Regions from separate parts of the Homo sapiens genome. Here region 1 is linked to region 2. The links are chromatin loops, found by intact Hi-C in ENCODE. Cell type or tissue: heart right ventricle. All regions are shown on one strand. Links, peaks and the distances in the headings refer to the core of each region. The heading gives the core; the rest is flanking DNA.

Region 1 (4,362 bases), core at 363-4,362, 70 kb before region 2:
AATTTAGAAACTCTGCCATTTTTATCTTCCGATGAGGAAATGTTTCGATATGTTAGAAATTGGTTTCACCATTTTGTTTGGGGAAATAAGAGATATAAATAGTAGATTTACTTCTGGACACGGTGGCTGATGGCTGTAATTCCTGCAAATTTGGGAAGCCAAGGTGAAAGGATTGCTTGAGCCCAGGAGTTTGAGACCAGCCTGGGCAACATAGTGAGATCCCCGTCTCTACAAAAAATGTTTAAGAAATTAGCCAGGCATAGTAATGTGTGCCTGCAGTCCTAGTTACTCAAGAAGCTCAACCTGTGGAAGGATTGCTTAATCCCAGGAATTTGAGGTTGCAGTGAGCTATGATGGCACTGCACTCCAGCCTGGGGGACAGACTTGAGACCCTGTCTCAAAAAAAAAAATTAGATTTAAAAAATATAGAAATGATAGATGCTTTTGTTTAACTATAAATATCAGCATATCTTATAATCAAGAATATAAACATTAATTGTTTCTATAAATTGTTCTGCATTTCTTTAGCCTTTATCTCCCTGCTAATATAGGTGATCATAAATCACTTTCCATTTAACAGTAATTCAGTAAACTTACATACAGGTTCTGATAATATGTTAATTTTAGCAGCTGTACTGCATTTCAGCACTTTAAATTCAACTGAGTTTGACTTGAAATACCTCCATTTTACTAAATTTAGATTTTTTTGGTACATAATTGTCCCTAGGTTTGAGCTACTCTGTCTCATAGTATGTATTTATGCTTCAGAAATTAATATCTTTTTCTTTCTTAGTATTTGAACCTTCAGATTCTTCCACTATTATAACCATTTTAAGTTCTTTTTAAAATTAAACTTATTTTTTTGGGATAGATAAAACTCAAGTATGTAGAAAGATGTACACGAAGTCTTATTTCTTCCTTTGCTTGCTACTTTATTTTCCTTCCACACTTTTTGGTATCCTGTTTATCCTTCCAGTGTTTTCCTTTTGTAGTTACAAACAAATGTGTATTTTATTCTGGAGATCTTTCCATATCTAGATAAAGATCTTTATTTTTAATAGCTTCATAGTATTTTCTTATGTAGATGTACCGTAGTTTAGTCACTCAATCCTTTGTGGCTATTTGGGTTGTTTTCTATTTTTTGCTGTTACAATGCCAAATGAATAACAATATACATGTAACATTTTCTATTTGAACAAGCAATTGTAGATCTTTAGGTCAAGTATTTTCTTCCACTGTCAGCTGAGAGAACCTAGAAGCAACAATATCCCTGTAGCAGTGAGCACACCTGGTGCCCAGATCTTGGTTTCTAACACCATTCTCCAGTAAAAGGAACCAGGCCTTTGTGGAGAAATGGCTGATTCTAGGACTGGGGCAGCTAATAAAACTGTAAGATCAACCTGGAGTATCTTGTAGTGCTGGAAAGGAAGGAACTATTCAAACAAAAACACGAATGAGTTATGTCAAAGGGACACAGCCAACTGAAAGAGTTCCCAGTAGCCAATACTGGAATAATTTGAGCAACAAAAAAGTAATATTGAATTATAACCCAAAGTATAAAATAATATCCATGAGTTCATGCTGATAGAAGTAAATGACTGACTAAATAAATAAATGGGGGAAGAATAGACAAATCTGTGCATAATTAGATACACAGCCCTCAAGGAAGTATAATACAACTCCCCACCTTTCAAGTGTGAGCTACATGAGGTGACTTCCTGCCAATAAGTACCATACTAATGTAAGATCTTACTAGCGGAAACTGAGTGTGTGGTTTAAGGGAACTCTTTACTATTTTTCTGTAAATCTAAAACGATACTAAAAGTTCACTTTTAAAAAACTGCTTCTGGGCCGGGCGCAGTGGCTCACGCCTGTAATCCCAGCACTTTGGGAGGCCAAGGTGGGCGGATCACGAGGTCAGGAGATCAAGACCATCCTGGCTAACACGGTGAAACCCTGTCTCTACTAAAAATACAAAAAATTAGCTGGGCGTAGTGGCGGGCGCCTGTAGTCTCAGCTACTTGGGAGGCTGAGGCAGGAGAATGGCGTGAACCCGGGAGGGGGAGCTTGCAGTGAGCCGAGATCGCACCACTGCACTCCAGCCTGGGCGACAGAGCGAGACTCCATCTCAAAAAAAAAAAAAAAACGAAAAAAAAAAACTGCTTCTGTAATTCTGATGCTGCCAGATTGCCATTTTGTACTACCACCTAAATGTGCAACAGGCCTGTTTCCCATAACCTCAGCAACTGAATGTGTTGTCAGACTTTTTGAGTTTTGCATTTGATAGATGAGAACTGGTTTAACTCAGGTTATTGTATTTTTCTCATTATCAATGACATTGGACATTTTTTCATATGTTTAAGGGGCATTTTACGTTTTTTCCCTTCTTTGAATTCTCATGTCCTTTATTTTTCTCTTAGGTCATTGGTCTTTGTTTTCAGGAATTTTCTGTTGGGAGATTAGCCCTTTATTTGTGATGTGGGTTGCAAATATGTATATTTTAGATTATGTTTTTTCATGCATAACTTTCGACTTTTATATGGTGAAGTAATTTTTTCTTTTATGTTTTTGGATTTTGAAATATATTTAGAAAAGTCTTCACCATTCCAAGGTTATAAGGAAGTTCATCCACATTTTCTTCTAATACTTGTGGTTGTGTTTTTCACATTTGGATTTTAAAATTTGGATCCTTCAGTTCCTCTCAATCTTTGAGGCATTTTAAATGCTTACCCCTTGCTTTCTGGTTATACCTGCATCAGCATGGTTGTGGCCATATAGGTGATTCAGATGACTTATAGTAAAAGAAATACTTAGGCATTTACTCTCAGTAAGAAGTCTCAACTTTCTGATTACTGATCATGATTATTATAGTAAATGGAAACTCCTTTAGAGTTTCTTTTCACTGTTAAATTGTATATTTTGTAGTATTTTTTCTACTGATTATCAGTATTGTGGATTATTCATGTATCAATTGGTTTTTTCCTTATCCTGTTTCTTATAGGATTCCTTTTTAGATTATTAAACCTGTCTGTGATCTGTTTCTCATCTTCCTTAGAACTCCTACTGGTTTTATGGTCCTCTGATTACTAAACTCTATTTTATAATCTTCAGAAGTTTAATTAGTAGGCCAGTTTGCTGTTTTAACTCATTAAGAAACTGGCCAGTAGTGTCAGTGGATACTGCCTAATATAGGGTGATGATTTATCTTAACCTTTTATAACAGTATTAATATTTTCCCCACATTGCTTGTGATGAGACTAGTGTCACTGAACTGAGCTTGTAACAGACATTTGGGAAGCTGTCTGGTGGTACTGCGGAATTTTGGCTGCTGGAAAATACCACCAAAAATTATCTGTTGAGTATATTGCTTATAAGCATTTGTAGGGGGCCATGTGGGTGTTGATAAGAATGGCAAACCAGAAAGGAACATCAAAGTTGGAGTGTTTATTATTGATGTTTTGGAGTCTGGTTTAAGTATTTCAAAGCTTTATTAGAATTAGGTGAGGATCATGATATAATAGTTTGATTGGACAGACATACCAAGGTAAGAGTTTTGAGGTAAGCTTTTTCAGTGTCTTAGAAAGTGAACAATCATTTGCTACTATTTATTGAAAAATTGAATAGTCTGATGTTGGTTTATATGGGTTTTTTGGGAAGTTCCTGAAATGAACAATGAAGTTTTTTGTAGCTCTTATCTGCCTGAGCAGGAGTTTCCTGGAATAGCAAAGTCATGTTGTTGAAGACAGCTGTATAATGATAGTTAATATAGATTGTAAACTTGGTGTAGACAGTTTCAGTTCTCAGTGTCCATTTAGAACCACAAGAAACTTGAACATGTATTTATAAAAAGTCTGATTCTTAGGCTCATTTGCAAAGACAATGCATTCTCTTGGTGAATAGTTTGACTTTCAATTTTTCCCCTGGGGAATGAGGCCTGACTTTAACAATTAGGTGTCAGACATGCCCAAGTAGGCAGTTGGATAGGTGAGTCTGCAGCTTAATAAAGAGGTCAGGATCACTGTAATACCAGCAGTTTGGGAGGCCAAGGCAGGTGGATCACCTGAGGTCAGGAGTTTGAGACCAGCCGGGCCAACATCGTGAAACCCCATCTCTACTAAAAATACAAAAAATTACCCAGGCGTGGTGGTGGGTGCCTGTAATCCCAGCTACTCAGGAGGCTGAGGCAGGAGAATCACTTGAACCCAGGATGCGGAGGTTGCAGTGAGCTGAGCCCAGGATGCGGAGGTTGCAGTGAGCTGAGATCGCGCCATTGTACTCCAGCCTAGGCAACAAGAGCAAAACTCTGTCTCAAAAAAAAAAAAAAAAAAAAAGGTTAGGATCAGAGATGGAAATTTGGGAGTC
Region 2 (4,408 bases), core at 109-4,108:
GATAATGTCTTTTAAAAATTATTATTTTAAGTTTTCTAGCAAGTTGATAGTGGTCTCTTGGTTTTATTTTGCATTTCTCTGATGACTAAGTTGAACACCTTTCTGTGTGTTTATTATTCATCGTATGTTTATTGTATGTTTATATTTAGATACTCTCTTTTGTGAATTAACTACCCAAGTCTGTTTTTCTTCTTTTTTCTATTGGGTTTTCTGTCTTTTTTATTGGTTTATACGAATTTTTAAGTATACTTTATATACAGGACCTTTGTCAGTTACATGTCTTACAAATATATTTTCTTAATATTTAGTAATTAACCCAGCACCATTTATTCAAAGGATAACTTTTCTTATTGCAGTATCACTTTAATGTAAATTCAGGTGATTGTTTATGTGAGAATCTCTTTTGGATGACTATAGTCCTGTAGTAGAGATACATATAAAGTGCTTTGGGACAACAAAAGAGGCAGCAAGTAAAATGCCTTGGCAAATCACAAGCTTACAGAGATAGCACTTGAGCTGGTCCTAGAAGGATGGGCAGAAATTTGTCAGTCAAAAACGGCCTATGAATGAAGGGTGTTGTAAGAAGAGGAAACTTCATGTACTAAAACTAAAACCCAGAGGTTTGGGTGTAGATGTCATGTTTGGGAAATCAGAACTGATATGAAGGGTAATATGGAATAATATAAAAGCTATGGCTTGAACGGACAGGACAGATCCAGAATGAAAAGCCTTAGAGGTCAGGCCAAGAAGTCTGGACTTCTTCCCATGTAATGAGAAGACATCAAAGGTATTTATTTAAACAAAGGCTGACATGGTCACATTTTTGTTTCATAGCAATAGCTTTAGGAAAAGTACAAACAATGAATTAGAGAGAAAGACTAGAGGCAGGGAGAATTAGGAATGTATTCAAAATTAAGGATGATGTGGCAATCAGATGGAAATAGAAAGCAGAACATAAATCCTAGGGACCAGGAAGGGATAAAATACCACCTAATACCCACTTGGACTTTGCACCTGAAGGAAGAGAAATTGATGATGACTCTTGGATTGCTAGCAGTTGTTGTATCTCCTTTTTTACATTATTATTATTATTATTATTATTATTATTATTATTTTTGGAGACGGAGTCCTGCTCTGTCACCCAAGCTGGAGTGTAGTGGTGCAATTTTGGCTCACTGCAGTCTGCCTCCCCGGGTTCAAGCGATTCTCTGGCCTCAGCCTCCCGAGTAGCTGGGATTATAGGTATGCGCCACCATGTCCTGCTAATTTTTGTATTTTTAGTAGAGATGTGATTTCACCATGTTGGCCAGGCTGGTCTTGAATGCCTGACCTCAGGTGATCCACCCGCCTCGGCCTCCCAACGTGCTGGGATTACAGGGGTGAGCCACTGCATCCAGCCTTTACATATTATTATATAATGGAACTATTTTCTTTAGAGACAAGGTCTCACTCTGTCACCTAGGCTGGAATGCAGTAGCACGATCATAGCTCACTGTAATCTTGAACTCCTGGGCCCAAGCAATCCTCACATGTCAGGCTCCTGAGTAGCTAAGACTGCAGGTGTACACCATCACACCCAGCTAATTAAAAAACTTTTTTTTTTTTTTTTTTTTTTTAGAGATGGCATCTCACTGTGTTGCCCATGCTGGTTTCAAATGCCTGGGCTCAAGCGGTCCTTCTGCATTGGTTTCCCGAAGTGCTAGGATTATAGGTGTGAGCCGCCCATAGCATCTGGCCCCTGTGGGCCAGATTAGATATTCTAGTTAGATAGTCTACAAAATATTTTGGTGACATACTCTAAAAAATAAAATCACTTTATGCTGTATATACCATGAGCACATTGTTATTTGACATTCACCAGTATATAAATATGGTAAAAAGTATAACACAAACTTGATTTTGGTATAAGCATATGATTATCATAATTTAGCATCACTGCTTAAGACATTTTTTGTGTGTGTGTGTGTCTGTGTGTGTGAGACAGAGTGTCACTTTGTCGTCCAGGCAGGAGTACAATGGCGCGATCTCGGCTCGTTGCAACCTCTGCCTCTGGTTCAAGTGATTCTCATGCCTCAGCCTCCTTAGTAGCTGAGATTACAGGCATGTGCCACCATGCCTGGCTAATTTTTGCATTTTTAGTAGAGATGGGGTTTTGCCGTGTTGGCCAAGCTGGTCTTGAATTCCTGACCTCAAGTGATCCACCTGCCTCAGCCTCCCACAGTGTTGGGATTACAGGCATAAGCCACTGTGCCTGGCCAAGACATTTTTATTGGGATGATTTTGCCATTTGATTGTCAAGTCAAAAGTTTTCTTCGGCTATCAGTTTTTATCAAAGATTGGTACTTAGGATAAATTTTGAGGTTGTATTTGTTCCAATTGGGAGTAAAAATGTGATTTAATCACCATGTAATTTTTTTAAGCTATCATTTAGGAGCTATCTTTTACAGTCTACATGATATTAAGAAAAACAGTGCCCTCTAATGAATGCTAAGTGATTAAAGTTTTTATTTATGGTTAAGTGTTCCTACCTACCTCCCCCGCTTTTTTTTTGAGACAGAGTTTCACTTTTGTTGCCCAGGCTGGAGTGCAATGGCATGATCTCGGGTCACCGCAACCTTCGCCTCCCGGGTTCAAGCGATTCTCCTGCTTCAGCCTCCCGAGTAGCTGGGATTACAGGCATGCGCCACCACACCCGGCTAATTTTGTATTTTTAGTAGAGATGGGGTTTCTCCATGTTGGTCAGGCTGGTCTTGAACTCCCCATCTCAGGTGATCCTCCTGCCACAGCCTCCCAAAGTGCTGGGATTACAGGCGTGAGCCCCTGCGCCTGGCCTGCCTACTTCCCTTTTCAGAAAATTCTGAAATGGCTTATAGATTTCAGATAAATCATGCCAGCTATGTTTTGGATTTTACTGATGCATCCATTTCATTATTCATCTACCTTAGTAAAGCATACTTTTTGGAAATACATTAAAAATTATTCTTCAAAATGAAAATCTCTACCCTAGGTTTATATTTGAACATAGTCAGTGAAGGGAGGGCATGTGAAAGTTAGGGATGGATGGAAAAGGAGTGGGAAAAAGAAACTCATTTTTTTATATGTATTAGAATTTGTGTATCTGTGGATAATATATTCTTTATATACCTAAAAAGTAAAAGTTTTTTCAAAGAGATCAGTTCTTCAGCATAGAAGTCTGGACCCTTGGTTTATGTGTAAAGGAGATGGGTAAAGATTAGGGATGGATAGAAAGGAGGTAGGAAAAGAAAAATATTCTTCACATGTACTAGACTTCATTTTTCCATGGATAATATACCCTTAATCTAAAAAATAAAATATTTTTTAAGGTAAAATGTAAAATTTAGCCTTGTCTTCTAAAAGTTTTAAACTTTCAATGTGTTGTTCTCATATATATATATAATTTTTTTTTTTGTACAAATTATTTGTAGAGACAGGGTCATACTATATTATCCAGGCTTGTCTTGAACTCCTGGCCTCAAGCAGTCCTCCCGCTTTGGCCTCCAAAATCACTGACATTACAGGTGTAAGCTACCTCTCCTGGCCTATTTTCATATTTTCTAATGGCAATATATAATGAGTAGTAAAAATAACATAAAACCTTTGCTTGAGTAGGAATTAAGAAACAATTCATTTTTCCTGGAGAAAGTTATACAGTAGGGCTGAATGGGTCTAATATAAATTTATGGTCATCAATCTCGCATAGATCCCCAGTGTTGTCTGGCTATCCCACTGTCTTTCTCTGATTAACTCTTCCTCTCTTACTGTAAGCAGATGATCTCTCTTCCTATATCATAAAAAAGAGAGAGGGCCAGATGTTGTGGCTCATGCCTGTAATCCCACCACTTTGAGAGGCTGAGGCAGGAGGTTTGCTTGAGCCCAGGAGTCCAAGACCAGCCTGGGCAACATAGTGAGACCTCCATCTTTACAAAAAATTAACAAAACTAGCCAGGCGTGGTGGCACACCTTTGTAGTCCCAGCTACTCAGTAGGTAGGAGGTGAGAAGATCACTTGAGCCCAAGAGGATGAGGTTGTGGTGAGCCATGATTGCACCACTGCACTCCAGCCTTGTCGACAGAGCAAGAGACCCTGTCTCAAAAAAAAAGGGGGTGGCCATTAACCGAAAACTCCCTCCTTTTCTGTATAACAAACTTGCAAATCTACCTATGCATATACCCATTCTGTTCTTTTTTGTTTTTAATCTTGAGAAGTTGTCCCCCTTACTATCCCATCTTTTCAGGATGCTTAAGACTATCTGTTATCCCTATAAACTGATGTGTGTTCAGTCTCCCATTTCTTACCTTAATCCTTTCCAGTGACTTTTTATTTACATAAACATAATTTTAGTTTTAGATTTACAGAAAAAATTACAAAAATTATATAGTTCTTCTAT

The links. Peaks named below come from ENCODE experiments on the same cell type or tissue, not always from the same donor. Only the 100,000 strongest peaks of a DNase experiment are listed, where the experiment ranks them.
Region 1: a loop joins it to region 2, with 2.4 times the contacts of the local background. A loop is called at or near these places in 2 of 110 quality-filtered maps.

What each region holds. Positions count from the first base shown.
Region 1 is chr12:96,375,480-96,379,841 of GRCh38, reverse strand. The region is part of intron 1 of CDK17 (cyclin dependent kinase 17); the gene reads left to right. Among named protein-coding and RNA genes, the nearest start is that of CDK17, 23 kb to the left of the region's middle. In heart right ventricle, for the core only: no CTCF peak of the experiment used is centred there; no DNase peak of the experiment used is centred there; H3K27ac peaks cover 1,849 bases.
Region 2 is chr12:96,305,438-96,309,845 of GRCh38, reverse strand. All of the region lies in intron 5 of CDK17 (cyclin dependent kinase 17), which reads left to right. Among named protein-coding and RNA genes, the nearest start is that of CDK17, 93 kb to the left of the region's middle. In heart right ventricle, for the core only: a CTCF peak has its summit at 2,489; no DNase peak of the experiment used is centred there.